Regions from separate parts of the Homo sapiens genome. Here region 2 is linked to region 1. The links are chromatin contacts, found by Hi-C or POLR2A ChIA-PET in ENCODE. All regions are on one chromosome and are shown on one strand. Each heading gives the region's core, a stretch centred on a gene start or an enhancer-like site at or near the end of the contact. The rest is flanking DNA. Distances are from core to core; before and after follow the strand shown. Region 1 holds the start of SYT7 (synaptotagmin 7). Region 2 holds the start of DAGLA (diacylglycerol lipase alpha).

Region 1 (6,484 bases), core at 3,464-5,963:
GCACCTGGCCAGACCAGTGACTGCCCCGACGAGAGAAAGTTGACCTCTCGGCCACATATGCCACCTGCCGGGCACTGTCTGTGGAGCAGAGGACCAGCTCTATACAGGGCTGCCCATGCCCACCTGTGATGCCACAGTGCTCTGAGGAGCCATCAAGCCAACTCATTCTCCAGCTGGGGGTCATCAGCTCCGGACTGGGCCTCCCGCCCCCACGTGACCCCTCCCAGCTCTTCTCCCTGCTGTTCTTCTGTTCTTGGCCTCACTCCCCTGGGGGAACCAGTTATTGAAAACGAAAACGGTCCATCAGATTCAATAAGGATTCAAAGTCCGTGAGAGAATAGGGGGTGGGTGGGGAGTAGGATGGGGGGACTCAGGAGGGGCAGGAGGGGGAGGGAACCATATACGGCTCCTCTGCCTGTTCCACACAACATCCTGCAATGGCCGGGCTAGAGGGTGTAACAAGGAGACAGCCCCCACTGGCACTCCATGTTGCCCTCAATGCCCCTTAAGCCTGAGCTTGGGGTCAGCCAGGAGCAGAACCCAGCTGCCCAGGGCCTGTCTTTGCTCACCCAGCACCCACCTATTGACCTGCCTTCCAGCTGTCCCCTTACCTGTCACCTACTGGCCTGTACGTTCCCACCTCAATCCGGCCTGCTCTAACCCCCTCCCCAGTATGAGGAGGGGCTTTGGGGCTATCTCCCTCCCCACTATGCCCCAGCCCTCAAGCGGGCAGCTTGTTGATCAAGCTTCCCTGCAAGGCCACAGAACAGTGTGAACCAGGGCCCTGGAGGGGGCCTGTCTCCATGGTAACACAACAGCTTGGGGGCACTGGCTACCCTGGCCCATGCCCCATTGAAATCATCCTCACCCCCTCTGGGTTTTAGACTTGCCCAGCCTCAGGTCCTCCACTGTGTCCTGGCCTGTGGGGAGATCATTCGATCTTCAGTCCGGACTCTAACTCAAGCCCAGGATGCAGGCCAGGGAGGCCCGGGCATGTGCCGATGGGGCAGGCTTTGGGGAGGTAGGTGGGAGGAGAGAGGTTGTTGGTGAAATGGGTGGACACAGTCAGGCCTCCTTGGACCTTCCCACACTCCAGCCCTGGCCTCTAACCCAGGTGTTCCTCAGGGCATACCCTTGATCTGCCCTTTCAGCCACACCCCTAACTTCTGCACCTCCCTCACCCGCCATCAGCCTCTTCCCCTAACTTGTGCCCAGTGACTGGAGGGTTGGCCTGGACAATCTAGTGGATCCTTCACCTTGAGAGAAGAGGCCCGCTGTGCCAAGGCCCCCTGCCCTGCATGCTCCCAAGTCACGACCTGCCTAGTGGAGTGTCTGTAGGGAACAGAGCCCACTAACAGGTGGGACAAAAGAAGGCTTCAAGCACTACTACTCCCAGGGACAAGCTCACAGAGGGCTGGGGGCAGGGCAGGCAGCCTTCAGGACCTAACCTCTGTCCCAGTGGTTCCCTCTCTGGCCTTGCTTACCAGCTCACTGCAAGGTCACCTCTCCCTCCCTCTCTCTTTTCCTGCCGCTGTCCTGCCTGCCCACTGCAACGCTGACCCCTGCAGGCCTGCTGGGGCCTGCCTGGCCTGGGGACAAGCAGTCCGAGAGAAACAGGGACTTCAGGATGAACCAGAGGGTGAAGGCTGAGGGCAGGAAGAGGCCGTGAAGTCTGGGAGGGGGCAGAAGGGAGGCTGCAGGTCTGGTCTAGGGAGGCTGGACAGAGTGTGGAGCTGGAGCCTGGGTGTGCATGGGAGGGGGCTGGTCTGGGTTCTTCACTGGACTCCGATTATTTCCCACAGTCCTTTTCTTCATTCACAATAGATCAGGGAACCAAGGGCCTGGGGGCCTGAGGCCCAAGTAGGGAGAGAACCACACCTGTCAGGTAAGGTCCTCACAGTAGCTGAGCCCTTAGGGACCTGCATAGTAAGTGGGATGAGGGAGGGAGTACCACAGGGATCTTCTGGAACCAGCATGAGGCAAAGGGGAGCAGGAGAGGACAGATTTTTTTTTTTTTAAGGATTGGGCCGCAGGTGTTCCTGAGAGTGGGATGAGAGGATCAGGATATAAAAGGCACTGGCCCCTGGGAGACCAGAGGGGAGGGGAGGGGTGGCCTGAGTTACACATAAATCAATTTGCATATCTCAGTACCAACCAGTACCAGCCAAGGGGAGATGGGGAGGCAGAAATGGGGGACACAGAGCCCTGGCTTGGGGAGCTGAGTCTAGGGAGCCTTGGGGGAGCTGGGGGGAAGGGAAATCTGACCTGGAACTATAGAGCCTACAAAGGTGGGCAGGGATGCCAGAGGGCAGAGGCCAGAATGAGATCTTTGACTCCTCAAGGACCCCAGATGACTAGGCTCAAAGGCAGACTGTGCCCTCTCCAGCCTATGTCTGACCCCACCCAGCCCAATGCCCACACCGGAGAGGAGTCAGCCTCAGGCCAGCCCCTTTCCCAGTCACAGCTGCCCTACCACAGGCACTGGTGGGTCCCGCAGCTGCAACTGGGGTGGGCAAGACAGGTCCCAACTGCAGCCAGAGAGGCCCATTCAAGGAGGGGGTGAGGGAAGAGTTGAGGGCTGCCAGCACACCAGGGATGGTACTGGACTCCAGACCCTTTGCCTAGAAGATGCCAAGCACGTCAAGCTGGCCTCCGTGGTGAGGGCAGAGGTGCTTGGAGGAGTGGTGATGTCATGGTGCCCAGGCATGGGAGGAAAGAGGAGGGAGGGAGAGGGGAGAGGGCACAGCCCCAGGCCAGTGGCCTAACAGGCCAGAGGGGAGGCTGCCAGCCTGGTGGGCGAGGGGATGGATAGTGTCCTTATTTCTTCCCTACCTTCCATCCTCATACCCCAGAGCTGGCTTCTGAACTAAGCTACTGGCTTCTAAGAAGGTGAGCAGAGCAAGAGAATACTCCTGCCACGGGCCATGGGCTGGAAGCCGGCGGCCTCTTCGACGAAGATGCCAGGGTAGGTGACCTAGGTCCAGACAGATGAGGGGAGGGCTCTCCACAGGCAATGCCCCTTCAGCCCTCACCTAGAGGACATTCAGAGAAGGGCGCAAGGTTCCAGAGAAGGAGACTGAATCTCTCACCCTCATATCCAAGTGCTGAGTGAGGGCAGTGCCTGGCGCCCAGTGGGTCGTCCTCAATATCGACTGGACTGAAAAGAATCGATGGGGGGTGGGAGCCGATTCCTCAGGAGGCAGGGACAGGCTGAGGCTGCCCCTAGAGGGGAAAGAGCAAATGTGGGGCTAGGGCAACAGTGGGCAAAGCCAGCACCCACTGGACTGCCTTCAGGAGCCTCAGGGCTGCAGGCTCCTTCTGTGCAGGGTCTTAGAGCCCTTCCTTCCCTACAGCACCGCCGCCCCCAGGAGGCTGGCAGGAGGGAGCCTGGAGGCTCTTCGTTTGGGAGCACATCCTGGGCTGGGGAGTCGTGCTTTTAGCATCAGAGAGAAGCCCAGAAACAGACCCTGATGCCAGAACTGGCAGACTGGGGGTGCTGGGACTGGGTGGAGCACCCCAGGTGGGAGCGGGGATGGAGCCTGGGCAGGAGCTGCAGGGGACCTGCCTACAGGTGGGCACTGGGTGAGGAGGCATCAGGAGCCAAGGAGGAAATGGCAGAGCAATTTCCGAGGAAGACGGGAAGATTCTTCGGCTTTGGCTTAGAGGATACCAAGCAGACAGTGGGCTCCCAGGCCACTCCCCTGGCGGGCGAAGCAGAAGGCAAAGGAGTTCGGCCCTCCCCCACCCCAGGACGGGAGAGAGTTTGGGGTTGTTTGCTTCCCCCTCCCCAAACCTAGGAGAACATTCTCTTGGCACCCCCATTCTCATGAGCCCCTGCTCTCTTTCCCTTCAGGCACCCCCGTCTCACCCATCAACGCCCCTGCAGTTCCCCACCCCCCAGAACCTCCCTGCCCAGCTGCCGCACCAGATTCCCACTTGCCCCCTGGCACCCTCTCAATTCACAGTTGGCACTGCGATGCCACTCCGCTCCCCTGTGCCCGCAACCTTGGCCAAGAGCTGCCGGGATCCTCGCCCTGGGGTCCGCCAGCGCTGGCACCCCCGGGGCACCGGTGCTGGGGAGCCTCGGGTGCCTCTGAGGGCACTGCCCGGCTCCCACAGGGGCAGCGGCTCCTCGCTCCGCCACACACGTTGTCCTTGGGCTGTTGAGGGGTGGGGGAGAGGTCCTTGTGGGGACACTGCGAAGCCGGTCCCAGACATCCAGCCTGGCAGTGTCCAGACTGCGGGGGACCGGGGTCCGAGCCGCTGCCGCTCGATCCCGCGCCCCCGGGGCTGGGATGACCCCTGGGGGAGCCCGTGCGGCTCCGGGCGGACAACAGCCCCAGGCTGGGGCTCCGAGACGGCGTCCGGCGCTGCCGCTGTCCTGCCCGCCGGTGCGGGGCGCCCCAGCCCGCCGGGGCCGCGCTTACCTGGGCTGGCCGCCTCCGGGTCCCGGTACATGGTCCCCTCGTCGCCGGTTCCCTCCGGGCTCCTCAGAGCCGCCCGCGGCCGCGCGCTGCTCCGCCGCCGCCGCTGGGCATGGGGCCGGGCGACCCCCGGGGGCGGGTCCGAGGGCGGGGGCCGAGCGGGCTGCACCTAGCCGCGGAGCCGGGGAGCGGGGGCCGCCCGCCAGCCCTCCCGCCCGCCCGCGGAGCACGCTGCCGCCGCCGCCGAACAGCGCCGAGCCGCCTCCCTCCGGCCTGCGCGCCGCGTGTGCGCGCCGGAGCGTGTGTGTGTGTACGAGGCCGTGTGTATGTGTGTGTGTGAGCGCGTGTGTGAGCGCGCCCGGGGCACCGCCGGCGCCGCCCGCCAGCCGCCGAACGCCGCGGCCACAGCCACCGCCTGCGCCCGCTGCCGGCCGCGCGCCGCACTGCACCCGCGCCCGCCGCCGCCCGAAGCCGCCCCGAGGGCACGGCCGCCGCCCCGCGCCCCGCCCGCCTCGCAGTCCCCGCGGGGAGGGCCGCCGAGCCCCACGGCCGGGCTCGTCCGGCCAGGGGATCCGGCTCCGCTGCGCGACCCACCCCCAGCCCGTGCTCCCCCGATGGCCGCGGCCTGGCACCGGGCAGGGCCGCAGAGCCGGCCACCTCCTCCGAGGTGCCCTTTGGCTCCGATCCAAAAGGCGTGGAGATCCACTCCGGGTTTTCCGCTTGCTGGCGGCTCGAGGGCGTCAGCTCCGGACTCAACACCGCGGCGGTCCGGGGCAGACGGACTGGTGTGTGCAAAAACCAGGAGTGGAATTTTTGGCAGCGCTGAGCCTGGGTCCGCCAGTCCGGTCTTTCTGCAAGCTCGCACACAGGTGGAGCCGAAAGGGCTAAGATCCCTGCCCTCGGTAGGAGGTTTGGCCTAGTGACCCTCCTCACCTAACCCAGCCCCACGAAAGAAGAAAATAGACTTTTCAGCCTCTGGCTATCCCTCTATAGCAGCAGCTCCTCCTCTGATCCTCCCCTCTATTCCTTGACCCTAGCACTTCGGAGGGTAGGAAGGAAATCCCTCCTTCTCCTTCCAACCCTGGACCTCTCTTGGTCCCCTCTGCCTCTCTGCCGGCTCAGCACAGTCTAAATCAGGTGAACACTCATTTCTCTACAGAATTTGGATGATTTGATTCTGGGGCAGGGAGGAGAAGAGACCTGTCTCCTAAGGATAAGAAAAACCCAGAAATGAACCATTAGTGGTATGGTAGGCACAGAGACCTCCCTGCACACACCTACACACGTAATCACCTACATACACACACACACACACACACACAGACATGATGCCCCCCACACACACACCCACACAGACATGCTGCCCACACAAAGAGACACATACACTGACGCTCCCCACAATACAGGTGCTGCCCCTACCCTTCACTGATGGGTCAGGTAAGAGGGCAAAATCCCTGGGTCTGTGGCAGCATCCTGCCCTCCCCTGTGCTGAGAATGCAGTTTGCAGGTGAGCCAGGCTTCCTAGAGTCAAGGATTATTATTTCCACCCTGAGAAATCCACTTTTGCTGGCTTTATACTGCACTACTCATGCCCAGCCACACCTCCACCTGCCCACAGTGTGGAAGGCAGCCAGGAACAACCCTCTATCTCAAGTCTCCCCGACACACACACAAACAGACCCCATCCCCTTGAAATCACATGGAGGCTATCCCCAACAACCACCACACACACACATACACACATACACATTCACCTCCACCTACAGCTTTTCCGGTTGAGAAAAAGATAAGGAAGTTCCCCCAGCAAACCTCCATGAAGACTGTTCCAGTGGAGAGCAGATTTCCTGGGAATGAATGTTCTACATAAAAATGGAAGGAAAAAAGGCATCGTAGGTTAAGGCCACAATTCCTCAGTGGCCAGAAATCTCAGCCCTCACCCTCTGGGGAAGGGCCATCCTATTCCATACACCTCACAGCTGTCTTCCCCCCACTCACCCAAGTACAGCCAAGAACCCAGGAGTTATCTACACTCTGCTTTGGGACCTGGCAAACCCCAGAAA
Region 2 (6,684 bases), core at 3,243-5,742, 99 kb after region 1:
GGTCACTCAATCCCTGCCTCCACAGGGCAATACAGTCAGGGGATGGTGCTCAGCTTAGGAATTCTGCAGTTGTCTTTCTGCAGGCAGCTCTACCCTACTGCAGTTACTGACCAAGCCATCCCATCCTGCAGCTGCTGGGAGCTGAGTTGGGGCAGGGTACAGCTGTGCCAGCTGTCGGAGATAGATTACACTATGAAGCTCGGCTGTGACTCACATTCCAGCACAGGGGAAATGCGCAAAAGTTCTATGCTGTCTTTGGGGTGCTAAAAATCATCCTGGCTTTGTCTTGCAAGATGTTCGGCTTGCGGAGCATGGGGCAGATGGAGGACCCTTCCATCTGGGTCCTCCATGGGGAGGAGGCAGGGGGCAGATCTGTCTCCAGCCAACTGCCTGTCACACAACTGCCACAGCTACTAATAACAACACTCAGCATTTAATCAGCCCCTTTGTGGATGCAGACGCTGTCACACTCATTAATTAGTTAATCTGCACAGCCCCGCAGGAGGAAGAGTCATGTTATTATCCCCACTGGGACTCAGAAGGAAACTGAGGCCAGAGTGGGAACTTGGCACAGAGCGGAGGGAGCACAGCCTGACAGCTGGACTGGGACCAGTCTACGACTTGTCTGTTCTGGTGCCCTCGCTCTTGTCCTCCTCCCCAGCTCCTGTCTGCTCACAGTGCTGGTGACTATCTCCAAAGACACCTGGCCAAATGCTGTCAGAACTGGGCCTGAAGGTGCTCAGAGAGAAGGCCAGGCATGGCTTTGGCGTGGAGAGGATGCACCTCTGGTAGCTGGACCAGGTCAGGTCTGTGGGGAGTGTGTGCTCTGGAACAGCCACCCTTTCTGATATGTTTCTTCCAAAGCGTCTTGGAACTAGAAATAGAAGTGATGAGGGTGCCCCTCTCTCTCATCAAAATGCCTGTTTCCTGTGCAGGCGGCTCTGGGTTTTGATTGTGTGTCTGGTGGTTTTAGAATGGAAGGGAGGAGCAAATCCATCAGGAGGCACCATTGTGGTTCCACTGGAAACTGGGACTGGCCATCTGGGGATCTTTGACACACGCAGACACACACACACACACCATGGGTAGAACCCACACCCCCGTGAAGGACCTCTTACATCATTGTACCCAGTGGTCGATGTTGCTGGAAGCCTGCTGAGATGCCTTACAGCCATGGCTCAGCCCTCAAGAAGAAGGCTTAGGTCAGTCTGTCAGGCAAAGAATCCTGACTGAATAAGAATCGGGCAGGAGACCTGCAGAACACAGAAATAAGGCGTTAGAGGATGGAATTCGCTAGTACCTTCTAGGAGTTTGTGACCAATTGCAAAAATAAAGACTGCAGTCCCTCCCTGTCTTTCCTTGCTTGTTACTAGAGTTGTTGAAGATTAAATAGTTGACCATTTCCCCCTTTAAGAAAATATGAATCACAATTTGAAAATGTTTTTGTTATCTTTCCTTTTCCTTTCACCTAACATTTATGTGTGTATGTATTTTTTTGAGAGGGAGTCTTGCTCTGTCGCTGGAGTGTAGTGGCGTGATCTCGGCTCACTGCAACCTCCGCATTCCAGGTTCAAGCGCTTCTCCTGCCTCAGCCTCCTGAGTAGCTTGGATTATAGGCGCGCGCCACCATACCCAGCTAATTTTTATATTTTTAGTAGAGACGGGGTTTCACCATGTTGGTCAGGCTGGCCTTGAACTCCTGACCTTGTGATCTGCTTGCCTCGGCCTCCCAAAGTGCTGGGATTACAGGCGTGAGCCACCACGCTGGGCCTATTTTTTTTTTTTTTTTTTTGAGACGGAGTCTCACTCTGTTGCCCAGGCTGGAGTGCAGTAGCGGGATCTCGGCTCACTGCAACCTCCACCTCCCGGGTTCAAGCAACTCTCCTGCCTCAGCCTCCCGAATAGCTGGGATTACAGGTGCCCATCACCATGCCCAGCTGATTTTTGTATTTTTAGTAGAGATGGGGTTTCACCATGTTGGTCAGGCTGGTCTTGAACTCCTGACCTCAGGTGATCCACCCGCCTCAGCCTCCCAAAGTGCTGGGATTACAGGTGTGAGCCACCGCACCCGGTCACCTAACATTTATAATAGTGGTGTTTCTCAGCCTTTCATGTGCATTCAAATCACCTGGGAATCTTGTTGCCAACCTGAGATTCTTGGGCCTGAGATTATGCATTCCCGTTAAGCTTCTGGGTGGTGCCAATGTCTCACTCTGAGTAGCAAGAGTTCAAAGGATTTGGTGATGGTAAAAGTAACCCTTTAATTCAGTTAAATGACCAGATGGGATCAATCACCTTGAAGATCTTGAAATAATAGTAGCCTCATGACATCAAGTGTGAAGGTGACTGTTGGTACTTGTCTGGTGAAGACAACTTTGGAGGAATGGGAAGAAGGACTGGCGTGTGTCGGGACACATGTGTGCACATGGACACATGTGAGTTTGTGTACATGGGACAGCTAAGGGATGGATCCGTAGTAGACAGCCTTTTTTTTTTTTTTTTTTTGAGATGGAGTCTGGCTCTCTTGCCCAGGCTAGAGTGCAATGGCACGATCTCGGCTCACTGCAACCTCTGCCTCCCACGTTCAAGTGATTCTTCCGCCTCAGCCTCCCGAGTAGCTGGGATTACAGGCACCTGCCATCATGCCAGGCTAATTTTTGTACTTTGGTAGAGATAGGGTTTCACCATGTTGGCCAGACTGGTCTCGAACTCCTGACCTCAGGTGATCCACCTGCCTCTGCCTCCCAAAGTGCTGGGATTACAGGCATGAGCCACCGCCCCTGGCCGACAGTCTTTGGACTGGCTGTTCAGGTCATGATTCTCCTCCTCTGGGAGTGTCTCTCAACGGGGAAAAGTGGACTGACATGTTTGTATCACAAAGCACTTTCTGCCCTGGCCATAGCTGATTGACCGTGGCCTGATCTGGACTAATAAGATTCTTTTTTTCTGGGAATCGGGAACTTTGAACCAAGAGACATCCAATCTGGCAGTTTTGATTCTGATTAATGGCAATGATCTAGAAAGAAGATCCCTAAACTGATACTGCTACAGTTGTCCCTTAAAGCCTCCCCTGATCTCTGCCCTTCCTGAGCCTTGAGGAATTCAACTCCTCCTTGAATCCCCTGAGGTGCCCCACTGGGTATATGCGCCCACTCCTCATTTTCCTTGTTACCTACGTGAGTTTGCTTTCTAAATAATCACAGGTAACACAGAACTCCTTCCAGAAGTGGCTCCATCTGCTTCAATAAAAGGCAGTCCTGGCCTCACAGTCTCATTTCCAACCCAAATGTCCACGTAATTTTCAGACCGAGGCTTCTGCTCAAGCCGGGCACCCCACTACCCACACCTCCTTGTTCACCTATGGCTCCCACTTCTACTGAACTGCGCGATCACTGTGATTTTGGGGGTGGCAACAGGGCCTAGGAAACATTTTAGAGGCACTTCTCTTGCCTGAAAGAAAACGTTCTTCCCCTTTTTGTCTCTGATGAATCTTTACTGGATCTTTGGGACCCAGCTGAGTCATCCCGACCTGCAGACTGGACTCCCATCCCCAGGCTTAAATTCCTTTCCAAGGGCTCTGTCTGTCCTCTCGGCTTAGCTTCTGTGTTAAAACCCCCTCCATCTGCGTCTCCTCCCCAGCAGAATGAGCTCCTTGAAGTCAGGGCCCGCCTTCTGCTCCTCTCTGTGCTCCACTCCCCCAGTTCAGCACAGTGCTCCCAGGGAGGTGTAAGCGACTTACGGTGAATGAAAGGGCGTGAAGGGGAACAGGAGGGGCGGTTTTCTTCATTTACCAGAAATTCAAAATTGACCAAGTAAACCCCTTTGGAGACCAGGCACGATGCTGGGCACTGGGAACGGGGGTAGGGGTGGGGGGTGGGGGGGTGGTAGGGAGGAGGGGGTACCCAGGGTACCCACGGGCTCTGTCGCCCGTGGGGAAGGATGGGCATTTACCCTTCCCATTCATCAGGATGGGAGGGCCACGGACTCCCCCCACGGCAGTGCCGGGTAGACCCCTGCACCACACCGTGCCAAGGCCCTTTCTCACAGTCACGCCAGGAACTCTAGCCATGCTCTGACTTCTCAAGCAGAGTTCAGTCACCCCGAGGAGGTGGGACCCGTCTCTCTCCTCCCCACAAATGAACCAGTTCTCCAGTGATCCTACTTCCTTTTTTCCCTCTCCCACGCTAAAACTGGTCACGAGGGACCTAAAGGAGGGGCAGGCACCCAGGCGGCTCCCTTCCCCGCACGCATCGCGGCCAGTCCAGCCCCTCCCGGCCGCCCACGGGACCCCAGCCGAGCCTGAGCCAGGCGCCCACCGCCCCCACGCGCAGGGCCGGCGCCCGCGGAAGACTCGGCTCTCCCTGGCCTCGACGCCGCTCCCCTCCCTGGCGCCAGGGGGCGCTGCCTCCCCACGACCGTCGCCATGGTCACCGCTGGCGGCGGAGAGGGGTTTACGTAAAGGACGCAGCGTCCCCCGGGGGGCGGAGGCGGCCTTCGCGCCGGCGCCGGCGCCCTGCGGAAGCGGCGTTAGTGAATCGGGGCCTTGGGGAGCCCAGGATGGAGGTGGCGGTCGCGGCGGCGGGCCGAGCCCTGCGGCGGGCGGGAGGTAAGGGGGGCCTCCGGCGCGGCGGGCCGGTCCTGGGCGCGGGCGCGGTGCGAGCGGCGCGGCGGGCTGGGCAGTGTCCAGGGCGCGCGGTGGCCGGCCCGACGGGTCGGCGGGCGGAGTTGCAGCTGCCACGCGCGCCCGTGGCAGGTGTGAGGTCTGTGGAGCCCCTGGCACCAGCGTGGGGATGGTGACACGCGTGGCACGGGCGTGGGCAACGTGGGTCCGGCACAGGCGGCGTGGTTTTCCTGGAACGGGTCTCAGAAGACTCGCCTCCACCTTGGTGCGGTGGTGGCCACGCAGGTGTGAGGTGGTGCAGCTGTCTGCACAGGTAGGTGATGGGCACGGCCTTCGGACTGGTTATGGGATAGGTGGCCAGCTCGTGCCGGCATGGTGGTGCCGCTAGCATGGGTGTGAGGAAGTGCTGCCATTGCTTGGGTGTTGGGATGGTTCTGGCCTTGGGCTTGACATGATCTGGGGTGATAGCACTGGGGGCTTGAAGAATTGGTGTTCTCAGCATGGCTAGAGTTCCTGGCATGACTGTGAGAAAGGGCCTTGGCACGGTGTGGTGCGGGGGGCTACCCGGCACTGCCGCGGGGGGAGTCCGTGGCCCTCCCATCCTGATGAATGGGAAGGGTAAATGCCCATCCTTCCTCACGGGCGATGAAGGGGACACTGCCTCTGTCATGGGGGTCCAGTTTTAATGCCTGTTGGGTACACTGGACTGAGGAGGGCAGAAGGCTGGGAGAAGGTTGGTGTCCTTTATAATGGGCATAAACAAGAGATGCCAGGAGAAGCTTCTACCACAAGGGCCCTGATGGTAACCCAGATAGAGACCTTCCAGGCACTACCGTTGTCCTGGGCTAAGGTAGAGAGAACCATTCATCTAGCTTTTCATCTAGCTTTGGGAATGAAGGGAGGGGTGGATGATTTTCAGTGGTGATCGGTGTCCCAGAATATGTCCTGAGAAGCAAGCAGGACCAAGAGGTAACCCGGGTCAGCGAGTGAGGGAGTGGTATGGCGCACCATCTATCTGTAGTCACGGGGTCCTGCCTTCTCCCTGGGTTGATGGGTTCACTCCAGGGTATCTGGGAGTTGCCTCTCTTCTTTGATGCTGGGGAGCCTTTGGGTCCAGAGGATTGGATCGATTGGGGTATGCTTGAAAGATGATTCTGCAGCCACTGGGAATCTGCTGGGGCCACCGGGACTCCCACCCCCAGGCTTAAATTCCTTTCCAAGGGCTCTGTCTGTCCTCTCTGCTTAGCTCCTATGTTAAAACCCCTCCATCTGCGCTGAGATTGTGTTTGCTCTCACCAGTCCTTTGGGAAGCTTTGGGTGAAGGTCTCACTCAGCATCACCTAGTGCCTTACTTTACAGAGAAGCAATTTGCAGCTCCTCCTAGAGAAGTCTTACAGTGTAGGGGAAATCTTCAGTTCTTTGTGGATCTCTTGGGGGAGTGGGATCAGTGGTAGAAGAATCACAGGGTTGAGCTTGTGCTGGGGAAGGCACTTATGAGTCCAAAAAGATGATGTTGAGGGTAGGGTGGCAGGTGGTCGCCAAATTGCCAAGGTGGGTGCTTGGAGATGCTGATGAGTTCCCTATAACCGGAGCACTGTCCGATGCCTTTGGAGCCATATCACTTTAATTCCAGTGTTGGCTGTGTGACCTTCAGCAGGTGACTTCACCAATCAAGGCATGTCACATGGTGGTCTGGTAGTAAAGAATGAAAGGAAATGGTGCACGTGGAAACACTTTGCAAACAGCGAAAGACTGTACAAAGGTCAGAGAGTCTCATCAAGTAAAGAGACCAGGGCTGGAGGCAGGAGCCATAGGAAATGGTGGCACGGGATGTGATTGGGAGGAAGGGAGCCGGAAGGTTGAGGGCCTGTCATAGGGAATTAGAGGCCCTGAGCGCACATGCTCCCGGTGGGGGCAAGTGGGATCTGTTGACACTGTGAGTCAGCTGCTGAGCTGGAACCAGGCCCCCGGTCTCCAGAGGACAGTCCTGAGCATGGCCCCGGCAGCTGTGAAGTCCTGCAGGAGTGGCCCAAGCAGGAGGAAGCACTTTGCTTGGGCAGCAG

The links. A loop is a pair of places that touch in the nucleus more often than their neighbours do. ChIA-PET counts read pairs that join two places held with the same protein, here RNA polymerase II (POLR2A). Pooled maps may share reads with other maps.
Region 2: a map of endothelial cell of umbilical vein shows a loop between it and region 1 (2.8-fold over the local background). The contact joins the promoter of DAGLA here to the promoter of SYT7 in region 1. A Hi-C loop is called at or near these places in 4 of 168 maps with a recorded cell type or tissue (CD4-positive, alpha-beta T cell, CD8-positive, alpha-beta T cell, endothelial cell of umbilical vein and 1 more) and 9 of 50 pooled maps. POLR2A ChIA-PET finds 5 or more read pairs at or near these places in 1 of 52 experiments (WTC11).

What each region holds. Positions count from the first base shown.
Region 1 is chr11:61,576,363-61,582,846 of GRCh38, forward strand. SYT7 (synaptotagmin 7) reads right to left here and starts at 4,714. Exons shown (of 13, transcript NM_001365809.2): 1 at 4,428-4,714. The coding sequence starts at 4,458. LOC105369331 (a long non-coding RNA gene) reads right to left here. Exons shown (of 5, transcript XR_950166.3): 4 at 6,234-6,283; 5 at 5,044-5,631. RefSeq lists silencers at 4,735-4,824, 4,845-4,994, 5,005-5,164.
Region 2 is chr11:61,675,899-61,682,582 of GRCh38, forward strand. It overlaps DAGLA (diacylglycerol lipase alpha), which reads left to right and starts at 4,493. Exons shown (of 20, transcript NM_006133.3): 1 at 4,493-4,606.